2 separate regions of the Homo sapiens genome follow, and region 1 is linked to region 2. A link is a loop called in an ENCODE intact Hi-C map of the cell type or tissue named here. Cell type or tissue: natural killer cell. All regions are shown on one strand. Each heading gives the region's core, and the rest is flanking DNA. Links, peaks and the distances in the headings are about the cores only. Region 1 has its middle 8.1 kb from the start of LINC02681. Region 2 overlaps BTRC (beta-transducin repeat containing E3 ubiquitin protein ligase).

The links. Peaks named below come from ENCODE experiments on the same cell type or tissue, not always from the same donor. Only the 100,000 strongest peaks of a DNase experiment are listed, where the experiment ranks them.
Region 1: it touches region 2 in a loop (22-fold over the local background); 27 of 110 quality-filtered maps call a loop at or near these places.

The regions. Positions count from the first base shown.
Region 1 is chr10:101,266,946-101,276,320 of GRCh38, forward strand. No RefSeq gene overlaps it. Among named protein-coding and RNA genes, the nearest start is that of LINC02681, 8.1 kb to the left of the region's middle. RefSeq lists an enhancer at 1-233. In natural killer cell, for the core only: a CTCF peak has its summit at 5,463 (motif pointing right); a DNase peak (open chromatin) is centred at 5,476; H3K27me3 peaks cover 378 bases.
Region 2 is chr10:101,437,833-101,447,207 of GRCh38, forward strand. All of the region lies in intron 2 of BTRC (beta-transducin repeat containing E3 ubiquitin protein ligase), which reads left to right. Among named protein-coding and RNA genes, the nearest start is that of BTRC, 88 kb to the left of the region's middle. RefSeq lists an enhancer at 3,427-3,927. In natural killer cell, for the core only: no CTCF peak of the experiment used is centred there; a DNase peak (open chromatin) is centred at 4,559.

The DNA.
Region 1 (9,375 bases), core at 2,664-7,663, 170 kb before region 2:
CAGGGTTGGGCCCAGGGTTTTGGACCAAGGAGTCTCAGTTAATCCCAGCTGGGGTTTAGTAAAAATATGGCTAAGAAATTCTAGCCCACCTTCAAGTATTCAGCTGTGTTCAAGGAAAAACTCACACACACACACACGCACACACACACACACACACACACACACACATAAAAAAGGCTTTTTAGACTATTTATTTATGAGCATGTGTCAAAATTTTATTTCAATCTTGCTACAAGTGAAGAGACCTATAAAAGGCCAGCCGCTTCAAGATGACTTCTTGGTAGATACATTTAGAGGCAAGAAGAGTGGTTAGCAGCATTGTTAAAATGGGCATACAAAAATAATGTCTGAATAAAATATATAAAACTCTTCCAAACGGCAGGGTGGATAGGAAACTGGTTCCTGAGAAGAAATCTAAATCCTGTTAAAAGTTTATCGGAAAATTGCTTAAGCATTTTAACAACAAGGCTGATTTCCTCCCAGAAGGAAATAATGAATTACACTTGGCAAAAAGGCTGTGTCCCAGACAAGCTTGGGGGCCTTTCGTCTTCAGTTAGAAATTCCGGCTTGGCTGCTGCTCCAGGGCTGCAGGGTCAAGCATGAAGCAATTGATATGTAAATTCCAGGTTCCTGTGCGCCCAAACTTGTGCCGGGCACCAAGACGAGAATAAGACAGCAGGGCAGAAGTTGTGGAGAAGCTGAATTGTCTCTCTGCAAGGAAAAATTTCCTGACACAAGTATCTGTCCAGGCAAGTACCCCAGAAGTTCTGAGTTCCCTCATTTTGGAGGTAAGCAAGGCCGCAGAGGAAGCAGGAGGCCTCATGGTACAGATATTTTAGAACTACTTACCCAAGTGGGGGACCTGGACCTCTGACAGAATGCCAGATGATTTTCAATGGTGCATTGACAAGACATTAAATCACTCTGAATTTCATAGTGAGAAAGCTATTTCCTTGTCAATTCTCTTTCTTTATTTCCCTGTTTTTTTTCCACTGGAACTTGGGTTTACAGAACTGGATTAATCACATTCCTTGCTTCATGATACACTCTCACCATTGGTCATTGCATGGTTTTCTTTTCTTTTTCTTTTATTATTGTTATTTTTTAAGACAGTCTCACTCTCGCCCAGGCTGGGGTGCAGTGTCGCAATCTGGGCTCACTGAAACCTCTACTTCCTGGGTTCAAGCGATTCTCGTGCCTCAGCCTCCCAAGTAGCTGAGATTACAGATGTGCACTACCTTGCCTAGCTAATTTTGTATTTTTAGTAGAGATGAGGTTTCACCACATTGGCCACACTGGTCCCAAACTCCTGGCCTCAAGCAATCCACCTGCCTTGGCCTCCCAAAGTGCTGGGATTACAGGTGTGAGCCACAGCGCCCAGCCTAGATTTTCTTTTAATTAGTTTAAAATATTATCATAAGCATCCATGACTTTATCACCCAAAACAAAATCTCAGACCTTGACAATAACTGACAACTAACCAAATGGTACCACATCCCATTCTCTGCCTCCCATCTCAGCCAACTCACAACCCTGAATCCCATAGTCATCATTCCCTTGCTTTCCTTTTAATAGTTTTATAGCACTTTTATTTATTCCTTAAAAGTTTATTTTAAATTTTAACTGTTCTTTATTAAAAAATAGTATCAGGCTATATATAACTTTTTTTGACTTGGTATTTCACATAATATTATATTGCTAAGAGTCATCCATATTATTGCATGTCACTTAAGTTCCTTTGTTTTGACTACAGTATAATATTCCATTGTGTGAGATTAGCTCAGGCTATTATAAAGATATCACTTTCCTTACACTCATGAGCACAGCAGCATTATTCACACTCACCAAAAGCTGGAAGCAATCCAAGTGCCCAGCAAGAGATGAATAAACAAAATAGCCAGGTGAGGTGGCTCATGCCTGTAATCCCAACACTTTGGGAGGCCAGGGCAGGAGGATCCCTCAAGCCCAGAAGTTCAAGACCAGCCTGAGCAACATAGTGAAACCTCGTCTGTACAAAAAATAAAAAATTGGCCAGGCAGGGCGGTGTGCTCCTGCAGTGCTAGCTACTCAGGGGTCTGAGGTAAGAGGATTGCTTGAGCATTGGTGGTCAAAGCTGCAGTGAGCCGTGATCGTGCCACTGCATTCCAGCCTGTGCAACAGAATGAGACTTTGTCTTGAAAAAAAACTTTAAAAAAATGTAGTATATACACATACAATGGAATATTATTCAGCCTTAAACTCTGACACATGCTGCAACATTGATGAACCTTGAGGACATTATGCTAAGTGAAATAAGCCAGTCACAAAAGGTTAAATACTGTATGGTTCCACTTACATCAGGTGCCTAGAATAAATGCCCAGGGATGAGAGTAGGATGGTGGTTGCCAGGAGCTGGGGTGGGGAGAGGAATGGGGATTATCGTTTGATAGGTACAGAGTTTCAGTTTGGGAAGAGTTCTGGAGTTGGATGATGGTGATGGCTGCATAACAATGTGAATGTAATTAATGCCACTGAACTGTACACTTAAAAGTAGTTAAAAATGGGCCGGGCGCGGTGGCTCACGCCTGTAATCCCAGCACTTTGGGAGGCCAAGGCGGGCGGATTGCCTGAGCTCAGGAGCTCGCCACCAGGCTGGGCAACACAGTGAAACTCCGTCTCTACTAAAATACAAAAAATGAGCCAGGCGTGGCAGCGTTCACCTGTAGTACCAGCTACTCCGGAGGCTGAGGCAGGAGAATTGCTTGAACCCGGGAGGCAGAGGTTTCAGTGAGCCAAGATCACGCCACTGCATTCCAGCCTGGGTGAGAAAGCGAGACTCCTATCAAAAAAAAAAGTGGTTAAAAATTGTAAAATTTTATGTTATGTATATTTTATAATAACAAAAACATATCTTTCCCATCAATGGGCATTTGGGTTGTTTGATTCTTCCAGTTTCCTCGAAGAGAATGTCTCAGTTTGGTGCTAGTATGTCTTTAACACCTCTCTAACGTGTGTTTCTCTTCTTTCCCTTTTTAACAGAGAGGAAGATTCAACTGCAAGAGCTTTCAGCAGGCAATGGTGTCCAACTAGAATCGAAACACATTGTTATTGTTTTACTTATTTTTATAATTACTTTTTATTTTGGCAAGTAACGGGTGGTTTCGCAGTTACTGTAGTGCTAGAAGGCTTTTTTAAAAAAACAATAAACATACTTGAGTAAGAAATAGTAAGTTGATTTAAAGAAAAATATCAAGTAAATAACATTTTAGGTAGAATATGGATTTGGCATGAATTGTGACACTGGTACTCGAATGTGGAAAGTTTGGGAAACATGAATTTAGAGGTTGCTCAGACTCTTGTTGAACCAGTGATCTCTGAGACCCTTCCAAGGTTAACAATGTCTGATATTCTGGATGTACAGACAGTATAGGTCATAGGAGCTCAGCAAGTGCTAACATGGACAGGGAAGGCTTTGTGGGACATGATCTTGGTCTTAAAGAACGAGTAGGATTTAAGTGAAGATAAAGACGAAATCAGAGTTCTTCCAGGCAAAGAAAATAACATGAAGGTCAAACTAACCAAGGTATGCTTAAGGGCTAATAAGTTTGCCTGGTGGAAGCAAAGGATAGTGATAGAAAATAAAGGAAATCACCGGGCATGGTGGCTAACACCTGTAAGGCCAAGGCGGGAGGATCACTTGAGCGTAGGAGCTTGAGACCAGCCTCGGTAACATAGTGAGACCCCATTTCTAAAAAATAAAAGAAAAGAAAATAATTTGGAAAATCTAAAAAATCTGAGGACTTTAGACTTAGTTGTGAGGGTATAGGGAGTCACGGAAAGTTCTTGAGCAGGTAAGTGACATGATGAAGGGACTCAGATCTTGAGCAGGTACCACTTGGTTTTTGGTGAAAATTTCCTCCTTGTCCAGCCTGAGACTGCTGACTAGTTCATTTATCTCTCAAATATTTATCAAAGGCTTCCCGTGTACCAGGCACTGCCCTGTGAATTCAGTGATGCACAAAAACATACTCCTCATCCTACAATCCTCTAGTGTGTGAGTCAGGCATTAAATGAAGTAACCACGCAAACATAAAATTCCAAGTGTCGATAAGTCCAACTAAAGAGGTGCTCCTGATGCCAGGAGTGCATATAGCAGTGGGGAGGCTTACCTGCCTTAGGAGTCAGGGCAAGGCTGTTCTGAGGAAGCCACAGCTGAGCTGATATTGAAAGGATAAGAGGCATTACATGGGTGAAGAGAAGAGGGAAAAGCATTTCAGACAGGGAAAGCGGCATGCCCCAAAGCCCTGTGGCCTGCAGAGGAAAGCTGGGGGAATCAGGAGCCCCAGGAGGGCAGGAGGGGATCAGGGAAAAGGTCATTGTGGCTGGGTATCAGGGAACATGGTGTGAAGAGAGGCTGGAGCCCCGCAGGCTCTAGGAAGGTTTGGGAGTTTATCCTAGAAGAGAGGTGCCATTGAAAGGGCTGTGACATGGTCAGTTCAGTGTTTATTTACATTTCGAGACAGCATCTTGCTCTGTTGCCCAGGCTGGAGTGCAGTGACCAGATCACAGCTTACTGTAACCTCTACTCCTGGGCTCGAGTGATCCTCCTATCTCAGCCTCCTGAGTAGCTGGGACTACAGGCATGTGCCACCATGCCTGGCTAATTTTTTACTTTTTGTAGAGACAGGGTCTCACTATGTTGCTCAGGCTAGTCTCAAATTCCTGGGCTCAATAATCCTCCTGCCTCAGCCTCCCAAAAAGTGTTGGGATTACAGGTGTGAGCCACTGTGCCTGGCCCAGATTATTGTTTAAAATAATAATAATAATAATCAGGGCCGGGCATGGTGGCTCACGCCTGTAATTCCAGCACTTTGAGAGGCCAAGGCGGGCGGATCACGAGGTTAAGAGATCAAAACCATCCTGGCCAACATGGTGAAACCCTGTCTCTACTAAAAATACAAAAATTAGCTGGGCATGCTGGTGCATGCCTGTAATCCCAGCTACTCGGGAGGCTGAGGCAGGAGAATCGCTGCAACCCGGGAGGTGGAGGTTGCAGTGAGCCGAGCGTGCCACTGCACTCCAGCTTGGTGACAGAGCAAGACTCAGTCAAAAAAAAAAAAAAAAATCAAACCTTCTGGTACATGTGAGGAAGGCAGGGTGACATGTATTCATGTCTCTCTCTCAGGCAGCCCCAGAACACTCCAGACGCTGGAGATTGGGAGGCTGATCTGAAGAGAGTGTGCAGGAGGCTGAGGTGGGCCTGCAGTGGCAGCAAAGAAAAGCAAAGGGGACAGGGTGACTGTGAGGATCGGACAGAGTATAAGCTGGGCAGGGGCCAGAAGGGACCCATATGACCGGGGAGGGGCACATGAAGAGGACACATGAGTAGGGTACTGCAAGCAGTGCGGGCAGAGGCTGGAGCCTGGAAGAGAAGGCAGGGCTGGAGTCACTCCCAGAGGCACAAAGCTGCGGCAGTAACTAAGTTTGCCCAGGAGAGGGCTCCACCTTGGCAAAATGGCTACGTCTGAATGACTCAAATGGTCTCTGAGGTCCCCTGGAGAAAAGATGTCCAAGGACGAGGCCTTGGGGAACTCCTGGCATGCTTGGAGGAAAAGGAGCCAGGGACAGTGGTTGAGGGCAAGCTGGAAGGGGATGGACCGAGCAAAGACACCAGGTTAGGAGCAGGAAGGGGACCAGGAAGAGCACAGAGCTGCAGTGACAGGGTTTGTAAGTGGGGACGGAGAAGGGACAGCCACCTGGGTGATTGGCAAGCCTGGAGGCTCCGCAAGTCCAACCCCCAAGTCTGCAGGGGGCAGACACCATGCTTTGTTTTCACCTTCTCCTGGGTATAACGGGCGAGACAGTGGTAGTAGAGGTTGGTGGAGGCCGGTGGGAGAACACTGACCAGGATGGTGGAACGAAGCTGACCTGAAAGTGAGGACCCCTCACTTGACCCCTACATCATCCCCCTTTTCTTTCTAAGCATCCCTGGGCTTTAGAAAAATAGGGAGACTGAGAAGAAAACTTCTCTCTAGAAGGAGCCAGACTTTAGGGGCTGGAGGGAGAAGAGAAGAGGAAACCTGAACAGGAACCCCATCGTGCTTTTCTTTTTTTTTCTTTTTTTTTTTTTGAGACAGAGTCTCACTCTGTCGCCCAGGTTGGAGTGCAGTGGCGAGATCTCGGCTCACTGCAAGCTCCGCCTTCCGGGTTCACGCCATTCTCCTGCCTCAGCGTCCCGAGTAGCTGGGACTACAGGCGCCCGCCACCACGCCCGGCTAATTTTTTGTATTTTTAGTAGAGACGGGGTTTCACCGTGTTAGCCAGGATGGTCTCGATCTCCTGACCTCGTGATCCGCCTGCCTCGGCCTCCCAAAGTGCTGGGATTACAGGCGTGAGCCACCACGCCTGGCCACCCATCGTGCTTTTCAACATTTGTAAGCAGGCGGGGAATAAGGTAAGCTTGTGGACTCCGAGGCTCGTGTGCGCAGGCGCACATGCATGCAGGTACCCACATAGACCTGTGCTGACTTGAACACCTGCACTCACTGATTCACACGCGCATCCTCTTGAACACATGCTCACACAGCCCTCATTCACATGCCTCTTCCCTTGCCACGCACACATACTCATACTGGCATCCCTCCTAAACACATGTTCCCTCTTACCCTGCCACTCCCCAACCACACACACACACCCAGGAGAATCCTAGGAAGCTGTTCACAATAGTCCTGGATCTCCAGGAATGTGTGTGATTACCCACGATGTGTGTGTATCTATGTAAGATGCAATTCAGAGGGGTGATGTGTGGGTGGGTGGGGATGGGGGATACCCCAAGATGCGATGTGTGTCTGTAAGGGGATGAATGTAGTAAAGTGTGCATTCATTCATTCCATCATTCACTCAACCAGGTTATGGAGGCGCCACCATGTCCCAAGCACTGCACTTGGTTAAACAGTGAACCACATAGACACTATCACTGCTCACAATCTAATGAGCTCCAGAGAAGACAGGCCCTGAGGACATAGCTGGGAAATGCCGTGAAGGGGGAATGCCATGTACTATGGGAGCTGGGAACAGGCAAAGTGACCCAGAGAATTTCCCAAGAACAGGGTGTGTACCTTAGTGAATGAGTATAGACACTGGTCTGGGGGGCGCCTCTGGGATGTGAGCTGCATGTCAGCAGGTTGGAAGGTATTTTGGTGGACATGAGGATTGGGAGGTATAGGGTGTGATATGTGCATGTGTGTACAGCTGTGTGTGCATGGGAAGGAGTGAGGTGTGTATCATTATCAGAATTATTGGAGCAAACAGGCTCTTTATTATGTGTATAATTTCCCTGCGTCCCATCGGTTCCCTCTGTGCAGGGGGAGTTGGAGTGGAACTAAACCAAATAGGGGATTTAGCAACTTCGAGAGGCTGTGGCAGAGCTTAAAGTGCTGCTGATAGATGGTGGTGGCAGGCATGGGAGAGAAGAGGTGTCACCAGCAGTGGAGAGGGAACAGAAGAGGGAATTTTGATTGGGCTGGGGGCAGGGACCGGTGTCCGGTGCCCACTTTCAGAGAGGAGGTCTGGGGACAAGTGCAGGAACTGGCCGTTCTCTGCAATAACCTGAGAGAAGAAAAGGGATGGGGAGAGGGAATGCCCAATACAGCTCAGTCCTGCCTGGGGCAGGGAGTTCGGGCCTGAGGGCGTGGCTGCACAGCCTCTCTTCTTTTAGGGGTCTCATATATGGACCCTTATATATGAGGTCCATATATTTCGTGCATCTCATATGTGGAAAATGGCCCTGAAGTTTAGTGGAAATAAGTCATCTCAGTGTTGAGTTCAAATCTCAGCTCTGCAGTAGGACCTTGGGCAAGTTACTTCTCAGAGTAGTGCAATAATTGGAGTAATAATATTTACTTTGCAGGGTTGTGGTGATCAGTAGTAACATATAAAAACTTTGGCACCTTGGAAGCACTCAATGAATGATGATGTTTTATTAAAGATATTGGATCTACTTTGGGAGGCTGAGACAGGCAGATTGCCGGAGTCCAGGAGTTCAAGACCAGCCTGGGCAACATGGTAAAACCCTGTCTCTACAAAATAATAATAATAATAATAATAATAATAATTATAGGCCAGGCATGGTGGCTCACACCTGTAATCCCAACACTTTGGGAGGCCGAGGCAGGTGGATCACTTAAGGTCAGGAGTTCGAGACTAGCCTGACCAACATGGTGAAACTCCAACTCTACTAAAAATTACAAAATTAGCTGGGCATGGTGGTGGGTGCCTGTAATCCCAGCTACTTGGGAGGCTGAGGCAGGGGAATCACTTGAATCGCAGAGGCGGAGGTTACAGCGAGCCAAGATTGCACCATTGCACTCCTGCCGGAGCAACAAGAGTGAAACTCCATCTCAATAATAATAATACATAAATTAGCCGGGCATGGTGGTGTGCGCCTGTAGTCTGTTACTCAGGAGGCTGAGGTGGGAGGGTCGCTTGAGCCCTGGAGGTCGAGGCTGCAGTGAGCTGAGATTGCATCACTGCACTCCAGCCTGGGAGACAGAGACTCTGTCTCAAAAAAAGAAAAAAAAGGCTGGGCACGGTGACTCATGCTTGTAATCCCAGCACTTTGGGAGGCCAAGGGGGGCGGATCACCTGACGTCAGGAGTTTGAGACCAGCCTGGCCAACATGGTGAAACCCTGTCTCTACTAAAAATACAAAAGTTGCTGGGTGTGGTGGCGCATGCCTGTAATCCCAGCTACTCGGGAGGCTGAGGCAGGAGAATCGCTTGAACCCCGAAAGCAGAGGTTGCAGTGAGCCGAGGCCTCACCATTGCACTCCAGCCCAAGTGACAAGAGTGAAACTCTGTCTCAAAAAAAAGACATTGAATCTGTTCGTAGATCTACATCATCTACCTGCCAATCAATCTACACCTCTCCCACCCTGTAAGATTAAAACCCAGCCTGTTCCTACCCAGGCTTGTGGGTACAGCTCCTTCTCCCTGCTCTGGGGCTGGAGAAATGTTTCTGAATAACGGTGTCTGTTTCTCTGGCTGCCCCTCCAAGCATGTTTCTATCACCAGTTTCTTTTTTCTTCTCTCTTTTACTTTATTTTTTCCTGCTTAGCCAAGTAGAAAATAAGTGTAAAGAAGCAGGAGAAAGAAAACCTTTAATCCCACCACTCAGAGGCAATTATAAAAATTGCTAACATTTCTTCAGTGCCACTTTGTATCAAGTTTTGTATCCAAATGCTTCGGATGCTTTATTTCATTTCATCCTCACAATAACCCAGGGAAACTGGTACCATGATTATCCCCACTTAATAGAAGCTGAAGCATGGAAGGTACCTTGCCCAAGATCATACAGCTAGTAAGTGATATAAGAAGGATGTGACTTGGGCAAATTCCA
Region 2 (9,375 bases), core at 1,451-6,450:
TCTGCTTACCTGAAAAAACCCCTCCACAAACACCTATTGTCCCTTACCCACTCTCTGCCTTTGTCTACCTAATCTTCAAGATTCAGCTCAAGCTGAGCTAGAATTAAAGTCTTCCCTGATCTTTATCTTTGCTCTCTTAAACTAGTCAGAGGATCTGTACCCAGAGCATGCATGGAATTCTGTGCCCTGTAAAATTGACATGAAGAAAAGGAGTATTCATTTTCGTACTTGATTCTTTAACAAAAAATTCCTGATTGGGTCTAACTTTTTACGTGTGTTGGATTAGATGGTCATATACAGAAGGGAAAGAATAGCAATATAAGTCTTCTCACGTCTGTAATCCCAGCACTTTGGGAGGCCAAGGAGGGCAGATCACAAAGTCAGGAGATTGAGACCATCCTGGCTAATGCGGTGAAACCCCGTCTTTACTAAAAATACAAAAATTAGCCGGGCGTGGTGGTGGGCGCCTGTAGTCCCAGCTCCTCGGGAGGCTGAGGCAGGAGAATGGCATGAACCCGGGAGGCAGAGCTTGCAGTGAGCCGAGATCGCGCCACTACACTCCAGCCTGGGCGACAGAGCGAGACTGCCTCAAAAAAAAAAAAAAAAAAAAAAAAAAAAGTCTTCTCATTAGCAATATAAGTAATCTAATTTTATGTTTTTATGTCTCACACATACACATACATATATACTACATTGTGTCAAATTAGTAAGTACAAAACTTTTGTGTATGAATTTCAGTTTTCTATTTAAAAGAAAGTACATAATTAGTTTTACCAAAATATAGTTGCTACTGTTCATTGTAGTTTCTACCCTTTATATGAGCCATTGTTTGGGGGAGTACTTGTTTTGTTACTGGTAATAAACTACAAGGGAAATTTGTAATATAATATTAGTATATTTCCCCTAGATTTTTAAAAAGCAGGTCATTATTTTTTTAAGCACTTCAACTGCAGCACAGTGCAATCTTTTGGGGAGAATTGGTAAAATGAGGATAAAATTAGTACAGGATTCCAGCAGCTTGAAAATAACACAATATTTGACCAAAATCTCTTTTGTATTCCCTACTCTGGTTCAATTCCAGTAGTCCTGGAAATGTGCCTATGGACTATTTACAGTGAGATTATAAAACTGAATCATGATTTTGGTGAATAGAAGCCAGAGCATGTGGCTACAGCACCCCAGCTGGCAGTAAGCTCTCCCTAGGTTTATGAATGTAGTTAGATGGTCCCCAACTGTTTACAAGACAGCAGAGGTGAGATATTTGATTGACAAGTCAGAAATGCATTAGATCATTCTCTCTGCCAGTCTCTGGTTCATGCTGTTAAAAATGTCAGCCTCCAAGTTTGAATGGCAGCCTGAGGGCCTTAGAAGCTTTTTGTTTTCTGAGATGGAAACACAAATTGGATGTGTGCCTGAGCGCTTCATCCTGGGCTGTAATTTCATCTTTTAGCTAAGAACCACAAGGTACACGAGCAAAGCACCCTGTAAACAATAATACTGTGGAAAAAAAATAAACAAGGTCGTGTTTCTGGTACGTTGATCCGATGGTGTCCTGACCTCTATCACGTTGAACATCTCCACTCTGATTGCTGTTCCCTTTGGCATTACAATGAGAGAAAGAGAGACTGACATACTATGAAGAAAAGATTTAAAGTTGCAGTATCGTTGCACATTCCTTGTATTGGCTATGAAATATTGAACTGTCAGAATGTGACACTTGGTTTTTTAAGCAACCTTTCTTGTTTGAGGTGTTTGCAGTTCATTCCTTTCTCCCCCATTTGTCTGCTTTCATTGATAGGGTTGGAAGTAGTTGCCTTAAATGCATGAAAAGGGACAGTGTTAAAGAGAAGTGGTGCTGATGGAGCCAAACAAACTTAACACTAGAAAATAAATGCAGGCTGTGGGGCAAAGGAGATAAAGTTGGGTTAGTGTATTATTAATAGTGGAATTTATGGAACACCCTATTGTAAGGAAGAATCAGGTTAGGTCCCATTTCTGTTTTTGTGGAGGCAGGAAGTTGGGAAGGTGGTATTGGGTAAAGAGATGCAGTGACATAGTTTGTTAAACTGATAGCCTACTATATGGCAGTATTGCCAGGCCAATCAGAATTCACCCAGCTATTTTATTTATTGCTCTTATTATCCAGTGTCTTTAACAAGTGGTGAAATTATAGAAGACTTTAAAATTTGGGGAAGAAAAATATTTTTTTAATGTGGAAAATGTGTATTTATAGTAAGAAAGCTCATTAGGTAATATGGAAGAAACATTATGCTTATATTAGTCCAGCTTATGCCAAATGAATAGAAAATCTTCCTTATAAAACCACCATATATTTCTTGGAAAATATTTTGTAGTAATAAAATGAGTTTTCTATTATGTTTTAAATTACATCTTTTTTTTCAAGCTATGAGTAGGAGTTTATAAATTACAATACATCTTAAAACAACATATATATTTTTTCTTCTAAGGAAGCACTATTGATGTATGCTTTCATTTTCATCCCTTTTGGGGCATTGAATTTACAAGTAAAGTTTTAACTGAGAATGAATGGCCTTTTGCAGTTCTTCTGGAGTATGGAAAAGAGTTTGTATTGAAAGTTCCTCAATGGCTGGGCACTGTGGCTCATACCTATAATCTCAATACTTTGGGAAGCTGAGGTGGGTGGATCACTTGAGCTCAGAAATTCGAGACCAGCCTGGGAAACATGGTGAAACCCCATCTTTACCAAAAATACAAAAAATTAGCCAGTCATGGTGGTGCCAGTCTGTGGTCCCAGCTACTCGGGAGGCTGAGGTGGGAGGATCGCTTAAGCCTTGGAGGTGGTGGTTGCAGTGAGCCGAAATCATATCACTACACTCCAGCCTGGGTTGACAGAGTGAGACTCCATCTAAAAAAGAAAAAAAAAGGCAACTATTTAGCTTAGCCCTCTCCTCTGAAAATGTGAAAGGCAAGAGCTGTTCTGCATCAGTCTAGTGAAATGCACTGGAAAAATGGTGTTGGTAATTCCTGCTTTGAGGTCATGCTAGAAAGAGAGAAGATAATACTTGTAAAATATAAGTCCTGCTCCTTTGTAGCCAGATTTTTGTCCTTACTTAAAAATATTGTGCTCAGAAAGTAATACCAAAAGGAGGGATATTAAGAACTAGTTATTGTTGTTTTTAAGTATTGCTCTGAATTTTTAAAGCATAAACATTGATGTAGATTTGCATTTAAGCTATGAGAACCCACTGTCTTGACTCAGTGGGGGAGTTTTCAAAAATCATTCTTGTAGAAATTGATTTCTCATTGGCTGATTTCTACAGGATGAATGAAAACAAACCATTTTTTGCAGTCTTAGAAGAATAAGAGGAATGCAAGTGTTTAAGAAATGAGACTGAAATATGCTTTATGGAGTTTTCTAAATCTGGTACAAAGAAACTACAAAATTTCTTCTTATGTATTATGCATCAATACAGTGAAAATGCCTCACAGCTTATGGGCTTTTTACAACCACACCTTCACAATTAATGATTAGCTTTATTATTTAAACTCCAGGCTTGCCTCATGAGCAAACATCAGTGTATTCATAGAACCATAGAATTTCAGCATTGGACCAGACATCAGAGGCCATCTAGTCACATACGTCTCATAATGTAGAAATCCTTTATGAAATGTGTTTGGAAGGGAGTCATCTAATCTCTCCCTGATCACTACCATTATTGGTGAATCAAACTTCTTGAAGCATCTTGCTTTTACTTTGTTGGTTCTACTAGAAAGTTTTTTCTTGGCCGGGCGTGGTGGCTCATGCCTATAATCCCAGCACTGTGGGAGGCTGAGGCGGGCGGATTGCCTGAGCTCACGAATTTGAGACCAGCCTGGGTAGCATGGTGAAACCCAGTCACTACTAAAAATCCAAAAAATTAGCCAGGCGTGGTAGTACATGCCTGTGATCCCAGCTGCTTGGGAGGCTAAGGCACGCGAATCGCTTGAACCTGGGAGGCGGAGATAGCAGTCAGCCGAGATCACACCCACTGCACTGCAGCCTGGGTGACAGAGTGAGACTGTCTCAAAAAAAAAAAAAAAAAAAAAGTGTAATAAGTCAGAATACAATGTAGACACGTCTTGTTTTGAACACAATTTAAATAATGTAATTTAATTACTGCCTAAGATTGCATATACTTCTTTGATTTGAATGATGGAAAAATTTCTAGGAACTTAGCCTGGGTTTGTTTCCTCATCTTTTCTTTGAAGCCAGAAAAGCATAGAAAAGCATATGTAAGCACTTTGACAAATGACATAATGTAGCGGCATATCAGAGTGGCACAGGTATTTTAAACCTAGCTCCAGTTCCTGAAGATGGTGAACATCTGCTTAGAGGTACTGTAGAGCTCCACAATGCACTAATTGAATTACTCTTTTCTGGAGTTGCGACTGCACTAATTGAATTAGAATCTCTCTCTCTCTCTCTCTCTGTCTCTGTGTGTATGTGTGTGTGTGTGTGTGTGTGTAAATGAGATAATTCCAACCTTAACGGGAGAGACTATGAGAGACATGACTGATGGTGTGTACTGTGCTGCTATCTAATGGCAGCCTATGGAACTACTACGTGGTCTCCAGGGAAGAGAAAATACAGCGTGACCTCAGTCTAACCCCATCCAGTTTAGTTCAGAAGGTCCCAGGATGTAATTTTGTAATTCTAAATTGAAAAGGAAAGAATGTGATAAATTTCTGTATTAAAAATTAAGATATATTTTATTAGGCATAAAGTTTTTAAGTACTAAGTTACAAATATTCAACTGAATTAAAAATTTCCTTTAACTGGTGAAAAAAAATCGAGTTGGTGGGTCATCTTTTTTCTCATTTTGTCCTTCAGTGACATAAACGTAAAAAGGAATTAACGTTTTTGAAATGTCTTAGCATCATAGAAAGGATAAATGATACAGGGCTTGTTCATATTTTTAAATACAATTTTTTTCCTGGTTGTTAGAAATAAGGTGTTACCAGATTTTGCTTGTATGTGATTATGCTTATATTAATTATAGCAGTATCAAAGTAAGTTGTACAGATCTCACTTGCTCTTTTTTTTTTTTTTTTTTTTGAGACGGAGTCTCGCTCTGTCACCCAGGGTGGTGCCATCTCGGCTCACTGCAAGCTCTGCCTCTCGGGTTCACACCATTCCCCTGCCTCAGCCTCTCGAGTAGCTGGGACTACAGGCACCCGCCACCATGCCCGGCTAATTTTTTTGTATTTTTAGTAGAGACGGGGTTTCACCATGTTAGCCAGGATGGTCTGGATCTCCTGACCTCGTGATCCGCCTGCCTCGGCCTCCCAAAGTGCTGGGATTACGAGCATGAGCCACCGTGCCTGGCCTCTGTTGTTCTACTTAATAGTTTAAAAATTAAGTTTACCACAAATTTGGGCAAGTTTTAAACCCTCCTAAGTGAAGTCAGTTATTTTGTTCCTTTAAAAGAAAAAAAGAATCTTAGTCACAATTTACTGATTTTTGTAAAACATGCAAATGTAGTCCTGCGCAACATTAAAAGCAAATAAATACACTGAGGACAACTCAACATGAAATATATTTTGATTCAGTTTAACTCTAGGCATTCTAACTTGTAAAAATGGCCCTTAACAGAAAAATACATATGTATAATCACTTGATTTATAGAATGTGTATGTGTGCATACAAAACCACTTCAGTAAAAGTGCTGTTGGTTACCATTCTGAGCATTTAAAACGATCACTTTCCATTTGATCATATTAAAGATATAGAAACAAGTATATAGCATAGAAAAGTTTTAATTTCTTCTATGTAATCTTCATTATTAAAATATGTTTGAATATGCCATTATTTTGTAGGCTAATTTGTTCTTCATTGTGAGATTGAGGTACTTAGATTTCTTGTATGAATAGCTCTCACTAAAATGACTATAATTTGTACTTTTTATATTGTCCTTAGGGACATTTTACTGATTTAGAAAATCCTTTTGACATCAAGTAGATGTAAGGCTTTACAAATAACATGGCCATTCACAACTAGCCACAACTCCGATTCGATTCACAGAGTACCTTTTATTTGCCAATTACTGTACAAAGTCTTAGGCATAAATTAAGATTCAGAACCTATCCTCAAGGAGCTTATAGTTATTTGTTATACATGTATTAAGTACTTATATACCAGTCACTGTGCATATAATTACTAGTGTTAACCATTAGTCATATGTATTTTTTTCTGATTTATTGAGCTAGAGGTCTGGCTTAGTAGCAGTCCTAAGGAAATGGTATACTTATGTTCATATCAGATATATCTCATCTCAGCAAAAAAGTGATAATGTATATTTCAGACTAGTCTGTGTCTTAAATGGTTTTCTCTTGCCTTTACATACCTTCTAAGGGAACAGTGATGTTTGTGATAGCTGTACATGTAGCTTAAAAAGAGATGATAATATTTGTTACAATGCCTCCTACTGGTTGATCATAGATTTTCAATCCTTGTTGTCTTCAGAACTGGTAGTTCCCACTGGTGATTTGATAGTTTGGGGCTTCTACTGAGGCTATAACTGAGAAAGAGTCTATTGCATACAAGGTATAAAGTGCTTCTTTAAACAGTCTGTTTCTAGAACCTAAATTGTCCTGGGACCAGCTCTTGATATAAAAATTCATAGAAACCTGTTTTTCACAGAGTGTGGTAACTCCTTGCCATAGTGCTGTAGTGTTAAAATTCACATTGGCCAGGTTGTTCTGTAAATTAAACACTGACAGCTACCCTCAGGGGAACAGCCAATGTATTTATGATGATGTGCTGATTACACAAAATACACTGCAAGCAGAAAACAGCTGCAGAGAATAAACCTCTTAAAAAGAATACAATTACAAATAGCACCCTCAGTATTTCTAGTGGTGAGTGTAGAATACAGCATGCTAATGCAAGTTTCTTACTAGTCCGCCTGAAAACAAAAAATCTGAAGGAGATAAATTATGGTTGAATGCACATGCGGTGCCAGCATAGCAGTGAACAAATTTCCTTTCTCAAGAGCATGGCTGTAAGTGCACAGATTTCAGGTGTGGAGTAGTCTAACCACCCTCCCTCATTTTGTTAGGTTTTATTAGTGGTTTTCTCATATATAGTAGGGCATGGCCTTGAGGTTATAGGGGCTCTAGACATTTGAAAGATATTACACAATGAATGGGGCAGGAGGGTAACTAAATTGTGGTTACAAATTTCTGGTAGAAACTCGATATGTTAGGGTTTAGTTATCGACATTTCATTTGAAGATACGACTATATATTTTCAGTGTTATTAATGGCATTGAAGATGGTGCCCTTGGAATTAATAAAAGGAGTCATGACTCTCTGGTAAGATCTTTCTGATTTCTTAGATTCTGTTTTTCAAGAATAATGGTGTTTTAGGACATTGGAATAGCTGATTGTATATTTGTAGGAGTATCAGCTCTCAAATATGTCCCTTTTCATTCCTGCATCTTACTGGTCACATGCATACAGGTAAGAAGATTAGAAAAAAAATTTTGTTTTCCCTATTTGAGATTCTCTCTGTTAGAGCTTAGGGTCAGTATCTATAAAATATATTTCAACTGCTGAGCATGCTAGCTTCTGTTTAAATCAGTAGAAAATATGTTGATCTTTCAAGACATAAATTTACTCAAGCCAACTGTAAGGTATAGCGCAGGGACATAGTGATTGGAGACAGTTCACTTCACCCGCCTGAAACTAAGAATCAACTCTTCAGTGTATGGATCACTGGTATGTAATAATCGACTATTATCGGTCTGTCTATTGGTCTCTTTTTAAATCAGTTTGGAACCTCCTGGAGTTATTTTCTTGCTCTACTGACATCAATCCCATGTGGCAGAGGAGTTGTGTATAATCGCTTTGGTTTAATCAATAGAATAATTGATAAACCAGATAAGATTTAAACTGATTATAGCCCCAGCAGAATTCCCCAGAGGCCTTGGACTCTCTTAATTTTGACATGTGTGTTGTGTACCCTGAGGATGAAGTGCAGTTTGAATTATCTGCTTTTATTTGCTTAATGACGGGGAGGGTGTTAAAGTCAAATGTTTAATTAACCCAGCAATGGGCTGCGTTGTCACTTACACACAGCTGATTGAGATATCTCATGGAGAATACTGAATAGGAATGATAATGTGGCACTGGGACGGAAGATTGCTTTTTCAATCCATTTGCTGGGTCACTGCTTTGAATGTCTTATTGGATGAAAGGCATTCAGCCTGGAGAAAAAATTCAGCATTTAAGTACATTTTGTTCTCTTCCCCCCCCACCCCCCCAACCCCCTCCGTGCTCAGAAGTTAACTAAAACAGATATGTTCTAGGTTTATTAAGCCATCCATGTACTAGTAAGAGATCAGGATAGCCAGTAGCCTCAAGCTACATAATTTCCTGTGGAAACGGAAAAATCCTACTAGCCTCTAAGGTATTCTAAATGTGAGCTCTTTTGTCCCTCACATCCTGTGTCCCTTGCCATTATTGTGAGGTTGTCTTTGGTTACTTGTCTCTTGCCTTTTTCTGTAGTGTTTGCTAGATGTGCAGCTACCTCTAGGGCCAAAGGCAGACCTTTTCCTCCCAAAGAAGCAAATTATCCAGTACATTTTTTGCTATTTGATATACCTGGCTTCTATTTGGTTGTAATTGTGACTAAGAATTATAATGAGACTGTTGAACTATTCAGAGAGATGAAAATTTGAGGCATTACAAATTCTTGCTTTTTTGGCTACTGCTATTGTAAAAACAGTTGATGCTGTGTATATTTCATTTTGTTGAGAGGCACTTTGCTTTCTATATGGACTAAAAAATTAGGCCAGGAAAGATTGCAATATTCAACACCATCAAAAATGAAGTCTAGGCAACTGGAGTTTTAATGACTTGCTGCCCACAAAATATCCCTGACTAGCTTTATAATGGAATGTAAAAACTCATTGAAGGCATATGAGCAAAACTTTAAAAAAAATTAACCATGACTTTCCTTCTCTGTAGTTCTTATGTTTCTTCCCTCTATCCCCCAAAGATCTAAACCAGGAATTTACTAATTTTTTTCTTTGCTTTAGTCATTTGTATTCCAGAGAGCACAATAGGGAGAAGGATACAAGATTGATTTTTTTATGTGTGTCCTCTTGAAAGCAGAGTCTGGGGCATGAATACTGTGGGGGGTGGTGGGGGGGCCGGTTACAAAGCAATAGAAGCATGCAGCTAGTGTTCGCGTGCAGGTTGGACTTTTTGCGGGTCAAGGCAGACCAGACGAGTAGCTTATCTTGAGGGACGCAAGTAATAGACCAAATATAGAGCAGCTATTTCAGGAATCATGTAGGTCATTTAATTATCCATTATGATTGAGTGGCTAATGCTCTTTTGGCAATTACA